Linked DNA regions of Mus musculus: region 1 is linked to region 2. The links are chromatin contacts, found by POLR2A ChIA-PET in ENCODE. All regions are on one chromosome and are shown on one strand. Each heading gives the region's core, a stretch centred on a gene start or an enhancer-like site at or near the end of the contact. The rest is flanking DNA. Distances are from core to core; before and after follow the strand shown. Region 1 holds the start of Spag4 (sperm associated antigen 4). Region 2 holds the start of Cep250 (centrosomal protein 250).

What was found. ChIA-PET counts read pairs that join two places held with the same protein, here RNA polymerase II (POLR2A).
Region 1: POLR2A ChIA-PET joins it to region 2 with 11 read pairs in Patski. The contact joins the promoter of Spag4 here to the promoter of Cep250 in region 2. POLR2A ChIA-PET finds 5 or more read pairs at or near these places in 2 of 5 experiments (Patski and embryonic stem cell).

The regions. Positions count from the first base shown.
Region 1 is chr2:156,061,652-156,067,384 of GRCm38, forward strand. It overlaps Spag4 (sperm associated antigen 4), which reads left to right and starts at 3,562. Exons shown (of 12, transcript NM_139151.4): 1 at 3,562-4,020; 2 at 4,483-4,587; 3 at 4,916-4,982; 4 at 5,154-5,215; 5 at 5,438-5,481; 6 at 5,661-5,686. The coding sequence starts at 3,711. It overlaps Gm39970 (a long non-coding RNA gene), which reads right to left and starts at 2,963. Exons shown (of 3, transcript XR_866890.1): 1 at 2,354-2,963; 2 at 317-476.
Region 2 is chr2:155,954,607-155,959,750 of GRCm38, forward strand. Cep250 (centrosomal protein 250) reads left to right here and starts at 1,952. Exons shown (of 33, transcript NM_001130000.1): 1 at 1,952-2,051.

The sequences.
Region 1 (5,733 bases), core at 2,312-4,811, 110 kb after region 2:
TGGCTCAGTGGGTAAGAGCACCCGACTGCTCTTCTGAAGGTCCTGAGTACAAATCCCAGCAACCACATGGTGGCTCACAACCATCTGTAATAAGATCTGACTCCCTCTTCTGGAGTGTCTGAAGACAGCTACAACTCACATATAATAAATTAAATAAATAAATAAATAAATAAATAAATAAATAAATAAATAAATAAATAAGAAAGAAATGTCCCCACTCTCCAGCTTTAAACAATTGGTACCCAGTTGGTAACACTGTTTGGGGGAGGCTTAAGAGGTGTGGCCTTGTTGGAAGAAGGGCGTCATTGAAGGCAACCTTTGAGAATTTGAAGGCTTGAGCCATTGTTTCTAGTTTGCTCCATTTTGTGTTTGCTGTTGAAGGTAAGAGCTTTCCGTGCGCTGCGTCGGATGCTCCAGCTGCCTTGTTTGCTGCTTGCTGACAATCGTGCCTCATTGCCATGACGCCTCTTAGCTCTCTGGAATCATAAGACCAAATCAACTCATTTTCTGGAAGTATCCTTGACCATGGAGTCTTATCACAGCAACAAAAACATAATGAATGTGTCTATATTGAGTGCATAGCCTGAAATCCCACAGAAGCAGGAAGGTAGAAAGGGGGAGCTCTAATAGGACATGGGTGCTCTAAAGTGGAAAAGGAGAAAAACAGGAGGTCATTCTAACTGGGGGGCGAGGGTAACACAGCAGGAGGAAAGAGAAATTACACTAACGAAGCTTGAAAACGTCATAGGGAAACATATTTTATAAGCTTACTTAACATATATTAATAACACAGAATTATATTAAGACATTATAATAACCATATAATAATAACACATATATTAATAACACTGCATTTGAGAAGCAGAGGCAGGTAGATCTGTCTGAGTTCAAGGCCAGCCTGGTCTACATAGCAGGTTCCAGGCCAGTCAGAGCTACACAGAGAAAATCTTTTCTTGAACCCACCCCCCCCCCCCAAAAAAAGAAGTGTACTATACATGTGAATGTTGTGTGTGTGTGACATGGGTGATAATGCTCCTCTCAAGAGCCAAAGACTACCAAAATCTCTAGTGCCAGGCATGGAAACCTCCCTTTGTACTGTTGGTTAAGGAGGTCCAAGGTTGCTTTTTTTTTTTTTTTTTTTTACTTTGAGATTTATTTCTTTTTATGTGCATTGGTGTTCTGCCTGCATGTCTGTGAGAGGCGCCAGATCCTCAGCAACTGGAGTTACAGACAGCTGTGAGCTGTCATGTGGGTGCTGGGAACTGAACTCAGTCCTCAAGGACAGTGCTCTGAACCACTGGGCCATCTCTCCTGCCAGGTCGCTCTCTTTTCAAGTAAGATCCAGGTTAGGTGACAATGACAAGGTACTTAAATGCTGAGGAGGCTTCACCTTCCTCTGTCAGAGAAACTGCAATCCAGTGGAATTTTCGAACAGACCCAGGGCAGGGTCAGATGGGCTTCCTGCTTTGCTTGCCTCCGGGGCTCTATGGAATCTAATGAAACATAGTAATGTCACCTCTCTAGAGCCTGGTACAATACAAGAACCTCCTCTGGACTGGAACACAGCTTAGCAGAACAGACTGTCTTTATACCTCAGCCTCTAAGAACTGCCACTTCCCCAAGCTGATTAGCATTCTAAGTAAGATGTGATGTGAGAAGAAAAACACCGGGTGGGTGCAGGATTTTGGAATTCTGTTTTTGTCATTGTGGTTTTATATAGCTCTAGCTGTCCTGGAACTCTTTATGGAGACTAGACTGGCCTTGAATTCAGAACTCAGAGATCCTTCTACTTTGGCCTCCATAGTGTTAGGATTAAAGAAGTGTGCTACCACCTTGCTGGGTCAGGATTCCCAAATTCAAACCTGTGATGCAACATGATCTCAGAGAAGTAAGTCCTTTTCCCTCGGGAGCTGACAGACTCCCTGTGTAAATCTTGCAGGTTGCACTACATTGTTGCTGTTCCTGGTACAGACATTAATTAGATACAAGCATGTAGTTATTCAAAATGTGGTTCTAGGATAGCAAGATGGCTCAGCAGGTAAAGGCACTTGTTGCCGAGCTTAAAGCTTATTCTCTCTCTGTCTGTCTCTGTCTCTGTCTCTTTCTCTCTCTGTCTCTCTGTCTCTCTGTCCCTCTGTCTCTCTCTCAGCTGGGAGTTGTGGTACATGCCTTTACCTCAGAGCTTGGGAGGTGGGGGAGGCAGGCAGATCTGAGCTCCAGACTGGCTTTGGCTGCATAGTGAGACTCTGTTTTAAAAGTGAATAGGAGGGGCCATAATAAATGTTTTAGTGTGTTGGATGATGCTCTGTTCCTTCCTAATATTTACTGCTTCCCTAAATACTAGGGCACTTACCAGGCTAGACCCGTCTAGGTACTGCAGGATACAGAAGTGAACAAAATCTAGGTGCCATTGTAGCTGGTCATGATGGACATGATGACATGCCCATAGTCTCAGGCTTGGGAGACTGTACCGGGAGTATGGTCCTGACTCGGGACCATCCTGGGTTATATATCCAGTACCAGGCTAGCAAAAGAATCAAAGCAAAACCTCTTGTCTAAATTACATAGGAGATTGGGGCAATGTCATAATCAATAAAATGTGCGGAAGCCCGGGGACCCATGTGCAGATACCCAGCACTGTAGGTAAAAAGCGACAGACCAGAGCTCAGGGGACTGTGATCCCGACTCTGAAGAGAGAGAAACAGCAGAATCCCTAGGACCCGTTGGTTAGCTCTCTAGTCAAACTTGTAAGAGACCGTGACTCAGAACAGAGAGGAGGAGTTGAGATGGCCCAGTGGATAAACCTCACGCTTGCTGCCTAAGCATGAGGACTTGCTTGTAAACCCCGAATCCACATAAACAGAGGGTGCTGTGGTACTTGCCTGTCACTGAAGCTCTGTGGGAGTAGGGACAAGTGGAACCATGGAGTCGTCCCAGCCCTCGTTCAATGGTTCTCAAACTGTGGGTCGGGACCTCCTTTGCAAACCTCTATCTCCAAAAGTTTATTCATAACAGTAGCAAAATTACAGGTTTTCTTTTAAAGACTTATTTATTTTATGTATATGAGTACACAGTTGCTGTCTTCAGACACACCAGAAAAGGGCATCGGATCCCATTACAGATGGTTGTGAGCCACCATGTGGTTGCTGGGAATTGAACTCAGGACCACTGGAAGAGCAGTGAGTGCTCTTAACCGCTGAGCCACCTTTCCAGTCCAACAAAAATATAGTTATGAAATAACAATGAGAATAATTTTATGGTTGGAGGTCACCCAACATGAGGAACTGTATTTAAAGGTCGCAGCATTAGGAAGATTGAGAACCGCTGGGGCCTAGTTGAAAAAACAAAACAAAAAAGTGAGCCCCAGGTTCAGAAAGAGAGAATCTATCTCGAAAGCTAAGGTGGGGAGCAGGAGAAGACAGCAGCAGAGATCAACTTCTGGATGGACACACACACACACACACACACACCCAAACCATGAACAAAAATGTATCAGGAAAGGGGGATGGGCTGCTGGCTCCCAGTGACGTCACGGGCGCTCTGTGACGCGGCTCCTCTGTGACGGTGACAACAGCACAGCAGCGGGAGGGTCGGCCGAGCCGCCGCGGGGCTCACGCAGGGTGCTACCCTGCGGCGCGAGGCAGCTGAGGAAGGGCCGAGGGCTTTGGCTGCGGCGACTTCGGCTTCCCAGAGGGGTAGCCCAGGTCAGGATGCGGCGGAGCCCCCGCTCAGGCTCGGCCGCATCCTCTCATAATCACACACCCAACTTCTACAGCGAGAACAGCAATAGTTCCCACAGCGCGACTTCGGGGGACAGCAATGGGCGCCGGTCCGCTGGGCCGGAGCTCGGGGAGCCCGAGGGCAGAAGGGCCCGGGGCTCGAGCTGTGGTGAGCCCGCCTTAAGCCCAGGAATGCCCGGAGGAGACACATGGGCAGGAAGCTCTCGGCCGAAGCTGGCGCCTCGGAGCCACAATGGGCAGACCGCCTGTGGCGCGGCAACCGTGAGGGGCGGGGCCTCGGGTGCGGGCGGGGTCGAACCCGGGGGCGAGAGGGCGGGGCGGGCTCGGGGGCGGGGCCCGGCGCGGACCTGGGTGCAGAAGCCCCGACCTGGCTCACGAGGGGACGTGCTCGACACGTGTCCCTCGGGGGCGAGCTCGGTGCCATGGCCGGTCCCGGGAGGGGGCGGAGGAAATCCTGTGCCTGGGCATGGCTGAGGAGGTGCCGCAGGGCCGGCGTGAGTGTGACCCTAGTCCGGCCGCACGGGGACTCAGACTGGGGGGCGGTTTCCACTGATTGAGACTCTCCAGCTCCGGGTCTGGGCGTGTGCAGGGAGTGTGACCTGGGGCAAAGGCCTGGACTAAAAGCCTGTTTGAGAGGCTGCCCAGCTGTTTGGCACTAGGGTCAGGAGCCTGCGCCCGGGCCCCGAGGGGAAGAGCGGGCCTGTGGTGCACAAAACCTCAATGGTGCCCTGGGCTCTTGCAGAACCGTCTGGATCTTCTGTAGTTTTGGAGGAACAACTCAACCTTCTCCCGATCCTGGATCTGAGGCAGGAGATGCCTACCCCGAGGGTGTCCAAGAGCTTCCTGAGTACGAGCCAGGCCAGCCCCATCCCCTCTGACCTTGGCACTCAGAACCCCATTTCTGCTGAGTCTGAGTCAGAGAAACCAGCCCAGATGCCCTTTGACCTCTGCTCTCGGACCCCCGCCCCTGTTCCCAGTTCTCCTCCTCGAGCCTGTGCCCTAGTGTCCAGCCTCAGCTCATTTCCCCAAACGACCCTTGCCTCCTGAGCCCCAGACTCTTGTCCTCCGCACCACCCCAGTCCCCACCCCGGCTTCTCTTGAGCCCTTCTGAACCTGCACTACCTCACCTTCATGGATCACCCTCTCTGAGCTGCTTCTCCGGTCTCCGTCCCTAGGCCTCCTCTTTCAGGTGCTGAGCATGGTGTTATCCCTGGCAGTCGATGGGCTGGTCTGTGTGTGCAGGTCAGAGGGAACGGCAGGGCTCAGGGAAGGGCAGCAGGGCTGGCCCCACCCAGGCTAGAGCAGATCCAGATCTGCTTGAGTTCCCAGAAACTGGGCGGGTCTAGGACCCCCACGGTCGAGGCTTGAGTGGTTCAGGGCCTCTAGGCAGCAGCTTCCACTCCTGTTCTTTAGGGAAATCTGCTCCATCCGCTTCCTGTTCACTGCTGTGTCGCTCCTGAGCATCTTTCTGGCAGGTGAGGAGCATCGATTCCCTGGGACCCAGCTCTGCAGGTTTGGGGCCAAGTCCAGCCCCCCCCCCCCGAACTCCGTCTTGGTGGCCTTCAGCCCATTCTAGTGACCCCCCCCATCTTGGTCTCCCGAGTGTGCTCCGGCAGCCCTAGGTTTCACCCCAACTCCTTGCTTTCTTCCTTGTCCTCTTACATCAGAGGACACCTTTCCTCTTTTTCTTCCTCCAGCACTCTGGTGGGGGCTCCTGTACCTGATCCCTCCTTTGGAGAACGTGAGTTGGGGAGACCTATGTCTCCAGGTGGGGTGAGGTTGTGTGTATGTGGGGGGCATCCCTGGGCTGTTGGGATGGGGGCAGTGTAGGAAGCACTGAGTATAAATCCCCATGGGCCAACCAAGAATGGTAGGGCAATGTTGACAGAGAAGGGTGCTTACTGGTCCCTTCCTCCACAGGAACCTACGGAGATGCTGACTCTAAGGTGAAAGGGCAGCTGGGGCAGGCCTGGGCAACACTGGCAATGCCTCT
Region 2 (5,144 bases), core at 702-3,201:
TTGTTGCCTGGCAGTGGTGTCTTTGCCTCTAATCCCAGCACTTTGGTGGAACAACCAGGGCTACACAGAGAAGCCCTATTTTGAAAAACCAACCAACCAACCAACTAACCCCAAAAACCTAAAACGTTTAAAAAGCTATAGGGTGTTTATCTCTGTTCCCTAGCTCTCTCCTCTCTTTCCCTTCTCCCTGCCCGCCAACCCCCAACCCCGTGTATAATTCAGAATGTTCTGGAACTCCTCCTGTAGACCAGGCTCTAACTCAGAGATCTGCCTGCCTCTGTTTCCCCAGGGCTGGGTGTAAAGGCGTGTGCCTCCACTGTTCAGCTGTCTGGCTCTCTCATGTTCACACCACCTCACACCACCTATACATTAATTAGTTCACTCAACACTTCTGGGCATCTGTTTTGTATCAGATGGCCTTGTACTGTGTGCTAGAGTCACAGATGCCCAAGAAGGACTCTGTCTCGTGTAGTTCCCATAGTGCATAATCATCTGGGGTATTTGCAAGAATGCAGATTCCTGGCTTCACCTTTGGTCTACTGAGTCTTCAGGAATTGAATCGAAGTGTCAAGTCCCACCTCGTGTCTTGGTATATACTGAGATGATTCATTTCTTTGTTTTTGCTTATTTGTTTGTTTTGTCTCTACTAAAATTATAACCAACTGGGAATCAAATAAAAATTTAATGCTGGCCTGGAGAGATGGCTCAGGGGTTATATAGCAGTGACTGCTTTTCCAGAGGTCCTGAGTTCAATTCTCAGCAACCTCATGGTGCTCACAACCATCTGTAATGGGATCGGACGCCCTCTTCTGGTGTGTCTGAAGACAGCTACAGTGTACTAATATAAATGAATAAAAAATTCACACACACACAAAAGAAAGAAAGAAAGAAAGAAAGAAAGAAAGAAAGAAAGAAAGAAAGAAAGAAAGAAAGAAAGAAAGAAAGAAGGGAGGGAGGGAGGGAGGAAGAAAGAAAGGAGGGAGGGAGGGAGGAAGAAAGAAAGAAAGAAGGGGAAGAAGGAAGGGAGGGAGGGAGGGAGGGAGGGAGGGAGGGAGGGAGGGAGGAAGGAAGGAAGGAAGGAAGGAAGGAAGAAAGAAAGAAAGAAAGAAAGAAAGAAAGAAAGAAAGAAAGAAAGAAAGAAAGAGAGAAAGAGAGAAAGAGAGAAAGAGAGAAAGAGAGAAAGAGAGAAAGAGAAAGAAAAGCCGGGCAGTGGTGGCGCACGCCTTTAATCCCAGCACTTGGGAGGCAGAGGCGGGCGGATCTCTGAGTTTGAGGCCAGCCTGGTCTACAGAGTGAGTTCCAGGACAGCCAGGGCTACACAGAGAAACCCTGACTCGAAAAACCAAAATAAATAAATAAATAAATGAAAAAAATCAATGCTAAGAAAATGCGTCAATAATGATTGTACAATATATTATCAAAATAACTCCCCGTTCCTAGCGGAACGCAGTCAAGTAGCGGTAGTCATAACCGGACAAAGTAGCCAACGACACAGTTGTTTGCGAATGTTCTGTTTCCTGGGGCTGCGTGGAGGATCAGTAAAGATCTAAAGCTGAGACATTCGTTTGCCCAGATTTAACTGGAGCTAGGTGCTTTCACCCAGTTACTGTACTTGGCTTTGTTGGTGAGACAGTGCGCAGGTGCACCGAGACCTTGGCTACACGCATGCGCAGTACTTAACTCTGAAGCCACAGGCGGGAGCTTACGGGCGAGTGTTTCTTCTCCACCTCAGAACGTTCAGTGCTAGAATTCAGAGACGGTGACTGTCTTTACTTTTGGAGAGCGACCTTGGTCTCACTATATCCCCCCCTTTCCTTTTGGGCTTCTCTAGTAAGTTGGCTGCCAGTACTTAATATGGCGAGAGGTTTGCAGCGGCGCACTCATTCCCGGCGCTCGGCTGGACTGGGCTGGGCGGTTCCCCACGAAAGGGCGGGAGTTTGACGGGCGGGGCCTGGCCTCCAGACTGAGGGCGGCCCCAGGCCGGGCCTGCAGGTTGCTGCAGCGGCCTCGGTAGCTGCGGAGCGCTTCGGGATCCCCGGGAACCGACTCTGGTGAGGTGGGCAGGGGCAGGCGGGAGGCGCTGAGCGTAACGGTCCGAGGTCCAGGGCCTGGGCGCCCGCGGGGATGTCGCCTGGACAGCGGCTTCCTGTATCCCGGGAGGCACCCCGGGCCCAGAGAGGGGCTGGGACCTGTCCCAGTGGTCGGGGCCTGCCTGCCTCAGTTTCCTGCTGCAGCCGCCGCCCAGAGAACCTCACACTCGGGTGGCCCACTGTCGTAGCCCGGAGCTGACGGGATGAGATGCTGCGCGCCCTGCGGATCACGCTCCGTGCACCCGGGAGTTTTGCAGCGCCCTGTGCTCATACGGCTTTGCATGTGATCTTCCCCTGAAAGTCCGCTCTCAGCCCACTGCCCCATTATCAGAACTTTGATTTTTCAGAACTCAAAGATCACTTCTTTAAAAATCTTTCTTGAGGCCTGCTCCAGGCTCAACTGATCAGATTCTTGCCTTTTGCGAACTTTGCCCAAGTCAGTGTTCTGCCACTCTTTCTTGTTCTGGGCTTGTTAGAAATCATGTCCTTTTTTTTCAACTCTTATGCCCTATGATGACTACTAGTAACTAAAAAAAAGTTACTGAATAGTCGAAAGATGACAGCTCTATTAAATGCATTACCTACAAAGGCCCCTTTAATCCATGCAGCGATCTATGGTGTGCGTTCTGTATATTCACGTTTTATGCACGAAGAAACAAGCACTTATAAATCAAGTTTCACAATGAGCTAGAACCCCCTACGAATATTATGACTTAACTAGATTGCCTTTAGTTTGCTGTTTATACGTTAGCCTGTAAGATATGGAGGTCAGGGTTGCAACTCACGTTTCAATAAAAGGGCTGCTTTTTTTTTTAACCCAGCGTCTTATGCAGCCAGTCAGTGTTGAGATTTCAGGCCTGTGAGTCTAGGCTGGGCCCTGAGAAAGCTTATGAAGTAGGATTGATAATATTACCAAATCGATAGTTTTCTTAACAAAAATCAAGGCCAGCTCTGCACTGTCTTACTGGTACATCTACACCCTGTGCTGCAGGAACATATTGTCACATTTTGCTCAAATTACCTCAGAAAGCTTCAGGTGTGGATGTCATTAATTCATTCCCCTTAGGAAATGCTCTGCAGTGCTGTGAGTTTTATATTTTTTGATTTTGGCAGCTAATGAAATGAGAATAGAATTTGGAATTGAATTAGACTTTGATTTCCGCTTTGCTACTAACCAGTTGCGCCTGGTGGACACGTGAAGGCTATAGAGGACGTTGTGGAGATGTCTTTAGCCTTCGTGTGGGTTAGAATCATTAGGCCAACTCCTTACCTGTGGAACCATGCTCCCATGTAAAAAATATTTAGTTTTAAGCCGGGTGTGGTGGCGCACGCCTTTAATCCCAGCACTTGGGAGGCAGAGGCAGGCGGATCTCTGAGTTTGAGGCCAGCCTGGTCTACAAAGTGAGTTCCAGGACAGCCAGGGCTACACGGAGAAACCCTGTCTCGAAAAACAACAAACAAACAAACAAAAAACAACAACAAAATTTTGTTTTAATTATGTGTATGGGGGCAGCAGAGTGGATACAAATGCAGGTATCAGAGCTGTAGACCTCCTGGAACTGAGTTAGAGGCAGCTGTTAGTATGTGATGAGAACTGAATTTGCATGCCCTGCAAGAGCAATCTGGCCTCAAACTCAGGGATCTACTACCTCCTGCCTCCCACTCGCAGGGATCAAAGGAGTGCACCATCATGTCCAGCTTACATTGCCATTTTCTGAATCCTACTTTTCTTTCATCCTTTCCTTTTTTTTTTTTTTTTTTTTTTTTTGAGACAGGGTTTCTCTGTGTAGTCCTGGCTGTCCTGGAACTCACTCTGTAGACCAGGCTGGCCTCAAACTCAGAAATCCGCCTGCCTCTGCCTCCCAAGTGCTGGGATTAAAGGCGTGCACCACCACGCCTGGCTCATCTTTTTTTCTCTTTTTTGGGATTTTATTTATTTTTATTTCATATGTATGAGTGCTTTGTATGTGTGTCTGGGGGCATTAGAAGTTGAAGAGACCCTTGCATCCTCCAGGTAGTTACAAGTCACACATAGTCACGCCTGCCTCTGCCTCCCAAGTGCTGGGATTAAAGGTGTGCGCCACCACGCCTGGCTGAGGACAGTAATCTTAATCCCTCTAAGTTTTTACTTTGTGGTAATGGAAGTTGCAGCTGATTATTGTACGCGTGAAACACTATCCATTGTTTATGATCTTACTTTTGCTCTGTGAACAGCTGTGGAGCTGCCGACATTTTGTAAAGCTGTGTTGGTGATCAGAAGGATCACGTTACTTAATGTTGTTCATATAATGGCATAATATATAACGGCACTTCATACACCAGGTCTGTTTCACGAGCTGGGAATGCAGCACTGACTCAAACAATGTTAGTTGGGGTGTGTGTGTGTGTGTGTGTGTGTGTGTATAGTCTCAGTAGTTGGAAGGCAGAAACTGGAGGATCACAAATTCTAGGTCAGCCTGAGCCACCAGAACAAGACACTGTCTGAAACAAACAAGCCAACAATCACAAACCAGTCTTTGTACCAGAGGGACTTACATTTTGGTTAGTTGTTGTACATAATAATTAGAGAAATATAGACTTGGTAAGGAGAACACACATGTGGGTATACACATGTGGCACAGGTGGGTAAGTATGGTGGTACTTCACATTGTCCAACTTACTAAGAAGGTGACATTTGGTCAGGAGCCTGGTTAGGGAGTGAATCATGTGGATAACATGAGTGTGGTTCTTGCAGGGCTCAGCACACAGGAGGGTGGCTAGCTGTGCAGGTGGAGGTGTGTGAGCAACTGGGAGATGAGAAAGAAACAGGAGTAATTCATTTGGATGAGATGGGTCAGCTAGATACTCTGGGCAAGTATAAAGATTCTCTTTAACTCTAGTTGGTTGGTACCTAGGGTATGTGTGTGTTTCATTTTTTGAGACTGGGTCTCTATATGTAGCCCAGGCTGTCTTCAGGTCTACTATGTAGCCCTGGGGAGAATCTAATTTGTAGCAGTCCTTCTGCCTCAGCCTCACAAATGCCTGATTTTAGGCTTGTCCTGCTCTGCCTGGCTG